3 separate regions of the Homo sapiens genome follow, and regions 2 and 3 are each linked to region 1. A link is an interaction called in ENCODE POLR2A ChIA-PET data of the cell type or tissue named here. Cell type or tissue: HepG2. All regions are shown on one strand. Region 1 overlaps LPIN2 (lipin 2). Region 2 has its middle 24 kb from the start of LPIN2. Region 3 has its middle 14 kb from the start of MYOM1.

Evidence for each region. Peaks named below come from ENCODE experiments on the same cell type or tissue, not always from the same donor. Only the 100,000 strongest peaks of a DNase experiment are listed, where the experiment ranks them.
Region 2: POLR2A ChIA-PET joins it to region 1 with 12 read pairs; 7 of 35 experiments call an interaction of 5 or more read pairs at or near these places.
Region 3: POLR2A ChIA-PET joins it to region 1 with 15 read pairs; 19 of 35 experiments call an interaction of 5 or more read pairs at or near these places.

Annotation. Positions count from the first base shown.
Region 1 is chr18:2,983,663-2,986,162 of GRCh38, forward strand. All of the region lies in intron 1 of LPIN2 (lipin 2), which reads right to left. It overlaps LOC124904236 (a long non-coding RNA gene), which reads left to right. Exons shown (of 2, transcript XR_007066268.1): 2 at 1,412-1,748. Among named protein-coding and RNA genes, the nearest start is that of LPIN2-AS2, 18 kb to the left of the region's middle. In HepG2, a CTCF peak has its summit at 2,167 (motif pointing left); DNase peaks (open chromatin) are centred at 1,379 and 2,139; H3K4me3 peaks cover 229 bases.
Region 2 is chr18:3,036,261-3,038,760 of GRCh38, forward strand. No RefSeq gene overlaps it. Among named protein-coding and RNA genes, the nearest start is that of LPIN2, 24 kb to the left of the region's middle. In HepG2, no CTCF peak of the experiment used is centred here; a DNase peak (open chromatin) is centred at 1,341.
Region 3 is chr18:3,232,610-3,235,109 of GRCh38, forward strand. It overlaps a transcript of MYOM1 not described here. Among named protein-coding and RNA genes, the nearest start is that of MYOM1, 14 kb to the left of the region's middle. In HepG2, no CTCF peak of the experiment used is centred here; DNase peaks (open chromatin) are centred at 615 and 1,282; H3K4me3 peaks cover 402 bases.

The sequences.
Region 1 (2,500 bases):
TACACACTGGATTTCCATGACTAAGAATGAAAAGAGAATAAAAAAACTCATAATTTCTAATATATACTACATGTTTAAAGGATATTTTGGATATACTGAGTTAAATAAGAAATTACATTTACTTTTACCTAGTTTTTTTTTTCCCACTTTTTAAAATGTGATTACTAGAAAATTTGAAATTACACATGTGGCTCACATTATATTTCTATTGGACAATGCTGCTCTAAGGCCCCGAGACAATCTTGAGAACAAGGTGGGGAAAAGGCCATTCAGGCAAGTTATAGGTAAGGAAGAACTGAGGACAACTGGATTGTTCATCATTCCTTTAAAGTATTTAGTTAATTCATCAACAATATACTAGCTGATCCACATCCATTTAACCTTCACATTAAACCCTTTTCTCTGCATCTAAACTTCACAAAAGACAAAATTTTCAAATGTTTGACCAAGTAATAGGTGTCTGGTGATGCTTAATACAGTAACATATCACCAAGGTTCATATAATAAAAACATTAAGTGGCAGAATTAAAAACCAATTTCACCAAAATTAGAAATGGCAAAACTTATCTTGCATGCAGCATGTTTTCCTGCTTGCCTTCTAGCCCAGCATAGTATCGTGGACCTGCAGTACACCAAAGTGCCCAGTCACTTGCGATCTAATTCAACACACATCATGTACACAAACTCCTACTTCCAGAAGAGAATTGTTTAGGTTTTTCTGGCCTAAATTTTATGCAATGAATAAAAATTTAAATCTCTTCATCCATGATCTACTGCAGTTCAGGATCCTTGGCATCAGATGGTAGTGATAAAAACCGGATATTGGGGTGCTGCCGGTGGAGAAAAATGGAAGAAGCCAGAGGTCAGCAAGAAGGGGAGGCTAGTAGGAGAAAGAGAGATTAAAGAGAAACCTAAGAAGGTGAAAAAAAGAAAAGTTAGAGGGGCAGAGGAAATAAAATGTAGAAGAGATGAGAAAATATTCAACTGGATAGCAGGAGAAGGGGAAAACTGTAAGGAGGGTGGAAAGAAGAAAGACAAAAACCATATCCACTTTAAATGTGAGGAAACTGAGGCCCAGAAAGAGGTCAGGCAATTAGCCCAATGTCACTCAACTGGTCAGCAAAGGTGCCAGGGAGAAGAAGCCCCCCAGTTTCTGGTTCAGTGCTTTTTTGTGTTATGCCAAGCAGAGACCAAGAAAGAACATGCTGGGGATCAGCAGGAGGAGGCTGACAAGAGGTAGGAGCAAAGGCTTAGCAAGTGAGGCGTGGTGGAGATCCAGCAGGGCAGAGGTCAGCGGGTAGAATTCTGTTCAGCAACTCTTGCCTACAATGCAGCTTACACAACAGGTGGGGCACCCAAGCCAGTCATTTGGGGGTTTCCTGATAGTGTTTGTATTGTTTCCTTGTTTTAGCTGATGACTCCCAGAATGTCCTGACTGCAAGGAACATGTACTATGGACCCATCAGAAGTGAGCTCATTTTCTAAACATCTGTGTTGCCAACAGGCACACACCTAAAGTTTCCTCCTATGGCCACCTGTGGATCACCCTGACCTTCAAAGCTGGTAGCCAAAGTTCTGCTTCCACCCCCACCATCTGCAAGGTGGCACTTTTCAGTCTTGATGGATAAATGTTAAAAATCACAACCAACAATTCTTAATCATCCCTATGATTTTCAAAGGAAAACGCTACTGTATTGTCAAACTTTTTCTCTACAGGCTAAAATAAAAATAAATGACTACTGAAAAAAGCTACTTTTTACTTTTGTATAACATCTTCAATGATCTTTTTTTTAAAAAGTGCATAGAATTTGGAAGTCTTTTTCCCAAGACTTAACTCTTTCAAAAAAAAATAGTCTAACTTAGGGAAACAAAGCTAAAATGCTAGTTAGGAAAAACAGAATCCTGTTCAGATTCCACAGCTTTAATGATGCTAAGTAAAATATATACCTTCTTTGTTTTTGTTTTTTCTACTACTAATCCCATAAGTATGTAAGACTAGGTATACAGGGCTTTTTAAGAGGGTATAACGATTTATTTAAAACTTTCTAGCTAGAATTTGCTTATCTGAAGCTGTACTAAGCTGGTTCAACAGAAATACCTTTACACCACAAGCATGTTATTTTACCATAAAACATGAAAATAATTGTACTCCCCCCCAGTGGCCATACTATGGAAACACAACACCTTGCTCCTGGATTACCAATGAAGATGTGACAAAACTAAGTTTTGATTATTAAAAAATCATGAAAATATTTTATAACCTCAATTACAAAGAATTTCATAATACCCACCGGAATTCCTCTATAGTGAAGAACCTAAGTGCATTTCTGCATTTTCAAGACTCCTCATGACAAAGGGAACATGTAAAGGACCATGGCTCACCTGAAACAAATGTTTTCATTTAGAGCCAAATGGCTCTCACCATCTACACCAAAGCATATGAAGTGTTTCTTCTCCTAAATGGAATCACTTATAATTCACTGTTTATGAAAACAACCCC
Region 2 (2,500 bases), 53 kb after region 1:
AACCTCTACCTCCTGGGATCAAGGGATCCTCCCACCTCAGCCTGTGGAGTAGCTGAGACTACAGGCACGTAGTCCCACACCTGGCTAATTGTCGTATTTTTTGCAGAGATGGGGTTTTACCATGTTGCCCAGGCTTGTCTCAAACTCCTGAACTCAAGTGATCTGCCCACCTTGCCCTCCCTAAATGCTGGGATTACAGGTATGAGCACCATCATGCCTAGCCAATATTTGTTAATTCGTTAACCAAACCTCTAAAAGCTCAATGAAGTTTTAGTTCTAGCCTAAAATCTATGCTGGTAAAACAGGATAAATTGGTGGCTTATTGCTCACATGTCAGAAGGCTCCTTTGTTTTATAAAAAGATTCAAGGCAGATTTCAAAAAGAATTAAGCTTCACTTTCAAAAATTCCTTTTATGTTCAGATTTTCAGGAACATGGAAACGGTATTACAGGAAGTGATCTACATCTTATCGCTCCCACATGTGCAGCATTTAATATGTAAAGATTGCTAAAGATGCTATGTCTCCCAAACTGTGTGTACTTCTCATTAAATGTTTTTCTGTCTCCTTTCATTGGGAAAAGCCATAAAATGGCAAGGCAGGTGAATAAACAGCAGTGACAATTCTTTTTTTTTTTTTTTTTTGAGACGGAGTCTCGCTCTGTCGCCCAGGCTAGATAGAGTGCAGTGGTGCGATCTCGGCTCATTGCAAGCTCCGCCTTCCGGGTTCATGCCATTCTCCTGCCTCCGAGTAGCTGGGACTACAGGTGCCCGCCACCACGCCAGGCTAATTTTTTGTATTTTTAGTAGGGACGGGGTTTCACCGTGTTAGCCAGGATGGTCTCGATCTCCTGACCTCGTGATCCGCCCGCCTCGGCCTCCCAAAGTGCTGCGATTACAGGCATGAGCTACCACGCCTGGCCTGTTTTATTTTATAATTGTATGAAGAATAAAGTAAATTAATGTTTATAATAACATATGGTATAGAAATTCCTAGGAGCTGAACTAAAGCAAACTAAAAAACAAACAAACAAACAAACAAACAAACAAAAAACTTATAATGAGTATTTGTGAGTTAGGCATATTTTATCTTTTAGTATAAAATACAAATATAATTTTGTATGGATATCTCTAGTTAATTTTCATTCATTGATTACTCCTTACATCACTTAAGTCAGCAGGTTCATTTCCTTTTGAAATATGCTGATGCAGAAAATAGCAACTAACTGAGCCAGTTTTGTGACCAAAGATAGCTAGTCACAGTGGAGCTAGTTGGGAACAGAGCACAAAGCCCTGACTCACCGTGTAGCCTTTCCTCGTTGTGAAACCTTTCTCCTTCCTGTTTACATTTTCACTTCAGCCAACATATATTGCGTACCTAGAAGGGGGCTAAACATAGCACAAGGTAGAAACCAATAAGGCCTGGGCTGTTTGGCTTTCCCTCCCAGGACTCATATAGTAGGATCTTCCCTCTAACACAATAAAGGAATTTGGATTTTGTGCAGCTGCGAAAGGACAAATGCCCACTGCAGGGCTAAAACTCCAAGCAGAAGTTATCAAGTGGAGGCAAACATTTTGCTTCTTGGAAGTTGCTCTTTATTAGACTTTGGTGGTAAAGATATGTTAGTTCCAACTACAGATTAAGATGTTTATGGTCTCTTACAACCATATTGTTTAGCATTTCGTGTTTGGACTTTTTGCAAGTAACTTACAAAAGAAATTGATTTTTTTACACAATAGCAAAGAGGATTTGTTCGTTTATTTATTGAGATGGAATCATTCTGTCGTCCAGGCTGGAGTACAGTGGAGTGATCCCGCCTCACTGCAACCTCTGCCTCCTCAGTTCAAGCGATTCTCCTGCCTCAGCCTCCCAAGCAGCTGGAATTACGGGCACCCGCCACCACACTCGGCTAATTTTTGTATTTTTAGTAGAGACGAGGTTTCACCATGTTGGCCAGGCTGGTCTCAAACTCCTGACCTCAGGTGATCCGCCCGCCTCGGCCTCCTGAAGTGCTGGGATTACAGGCGTGAGCCAGTGTGCCCCGCCTGTTTATTTATTTATTTTTTGAGATAGGATCTCTTCGGCTGGGCGCGGGCTCACGCCTGTAATCCCAGCACTTTGGGGGGCCGAGGCGGGTGGATCACGAGGTCAGGAGATCGAGACCATCCTGGCTAACAGGGTGAAACCCCGTCTCTGCTAAAAATACAAAAAATTAGCCGGGCATCATGGCGGGCGCCTGTAGTCCCAGATGCTCGGGAGGCTGACGCAGGAGAATGACGTGAACCCGGGAGGCGGAGCTTGCAGTGAGCCGAGATCGCGTCACCGCACTCCAGCCTGGGCGACAGAGCGAGACTCCGTGTCAAAAAATAAAAAAGAGAGATAGGATCTCGCTCTGTCACCCAGGCTAGAGTGCACTGGGGTGATAATGGCTCTCTGCAGTCTTGACCTCCCAGGCTCAAGCGATCCTCCACCTCAGCCCGCCTCAGCCTCCTGAATAGTTGG
Region 3 (2,500 bases), 250 kb after region 1:
ATTGTGTTCTAATAATACATTAGTTAAAGCCATTTTTAAAAATGTCTACTCTTCTTCCCAACAAGGATACTTATACAATTCTATTCAACTTATTATGCTTTATGTTCCATGCTTACCTATAATTCACCTGCAGTTGTGATATATGCTATAAGAAATTAATTATATGTTTATATTTTTCAGTTTTAATAATCTATTTTCCAACTGTATTTCACATAAATATGTTTCACCATTGGAAAATCATGTGTTGAGCACTGCAGTTTTAAATTTATTTCTATTAATATTTTTCATTCCTTGGCCAATTTTCCTATTTTTAAACGTAGTACAATCTGATTTGGAGGTTTGAAATTTTGTTCCTTTGTAGTGTTTTAAAGTCATGCTAAGGCATGCACCCTAATGAGCATTTTATAATGGAAAGAGCATATAATAGAAATAATTACTGTAAGAACTAGTATAGATATATTAAAGATTTTATGCATTGTTCTCCCCTGCCTTGGACAATAGTTTTTATTGTGCCTTTATATGTAAACAAGATCTGTCTATGGCTAATCTGGCCACTTCTACTACCTATGTACCACAAAAATTTATTTTTGGACCTAGTGGACCGTACAGAAGTTTGGTAACAACATTCATCTGGTTGAGTTTCAACACAGGATTACTTTCATCATTTACCCACTTGCTAAAACTCCCTTACTTTTTCTACTACTTTTGTTCCAAAGTTCTTAAAGTTTATAGATTTAACTGAGGTTTTACTAAGCACACATGACATGGCTAGCACTCTGCAAGGTATTGAGAGTACAAACAGAGTAAGTTACTCTTGGGAAGCATGTCCCCTTACCCGCTTACTATCAGGGCTTGCTCTTTTTCCTCAAGCAAATAATGAACTGTGTAGCACATGGCAGGACACTGAATAATAGACCCTGGTAAAGCCCCTCCAAACTTAACCTATGGCTCTCTGGCCCTTCAGGGATTACTGGGTAGCACTGCCAGCCCACAGCTTTAATGCTTTACTGAATCAACACTCTGTGAGGTAATGCAAAAAGAGGTGTTATGTGTTCAATGCTGACAAGTCATATGAATGGAAACTGTCCACGGATTCATCTACCATTCCTTCTCCAGAGGAAAGAAGAACTCAATCAAAGTCCATAATACATCTACAGGTGGCTGGTAGAGGCACTGATTTCAGTGGAATTAGGCCTTGCTGGAAATTCTGCAAGAGACCATACAGACTCTTTTTCCGGGAAGAATAACAACAAAAAAGTCAACATTTCAAGTAAATATTCCCACTCCAAATTATTAACACAGTCATTCTTATCAATAGTTAGTATGTTTCACAGATCAATATAGCACAGAGGCTGAAAGGTCAGGCTTTGAAGTTATACAGACATGCGTCACATTCCTACCTTTTCCTCTTACCCAGAATATGACCCTGGGCAGGTCACTAACCTTGCTAAGCTTCAGCTCACTCATCTGTAAAATGGAGGTGACAGTCATTACCTTGCAGCTAATGTTAATGAGAGATAATGTGAATAAAACACTTTGCAGAGAGCTTGGCTCATAGGACGTGCTCAATAAAGAAGAAGAAGAAGAATATAATGTTTATTATTATTGTTAAAAGTATACATTGAAAAACTTCTACTTAGCTAATGTAAAAGTAATATATGTTTACAAGCCAGTTTGGGAAGCAAGTCAAACATACAGGAAACAGTAGAGGAAAATCCCAAATTATGTAACATTGTTCACCGTACTAGGATGTTAAGCATGACATTCCCATTATTTTAGAATTGTGGGAGCTGTCCCAAAAGCTGGAAACGTTCATTGTCAAAACATCTATACAGGACATGTTACAAGATTGTGGAATTAATTTTGTGACCCCCTAGTTAATTATCCACCTCAGGAATTATAGGAGGTAAGAAGATCAATCTTTAGACCCAAGAGATTCTAGGGACACCAGCATCCAGAGTCGTTTGGGGAGAGTTGCCAGCGTGCCACACCCAGCCCACACACAGTGAGGAGTGGGCGGCGATTCTCACAGCATTTTGAAGCTATTGCTGTGCCACCTTCAGCTTGCACGGTTGCTACAGGAAAGCAGGCTGCCAGCCTAATTATTGTTCCATTGAAGACACTCCCTTTTTTTCTGGCAGCTTTTACCATTTCCCTTTTACCCTGCATGTTCTGCAGCTTCATTGTGATAGAACTTACTACAGATTTTATATATTTTATTTTTCCTGCTTGATAGTCAGAGTACACTCTCCATTTGAATGAAAAATTTGGTCTCTCTTTCAGTTTCAGAAAACTCTGTCATTATCTCTTTAAATTTTTTTTTTTTTTAGAGATGGGGGTTCACGCTGGATTGCCCAGGCTGGTCTCGAACTCCTGGCCTCAAGCAGTTCTCCCTCCTCAGCCTCCCAAAGTACTGGGATTACAGGTGTAAGCCACTGCGCCTGGCCCGACATACTTTTGATATTGTTTTTTCCATCATTCTCACTTTATCTTGTTCTGG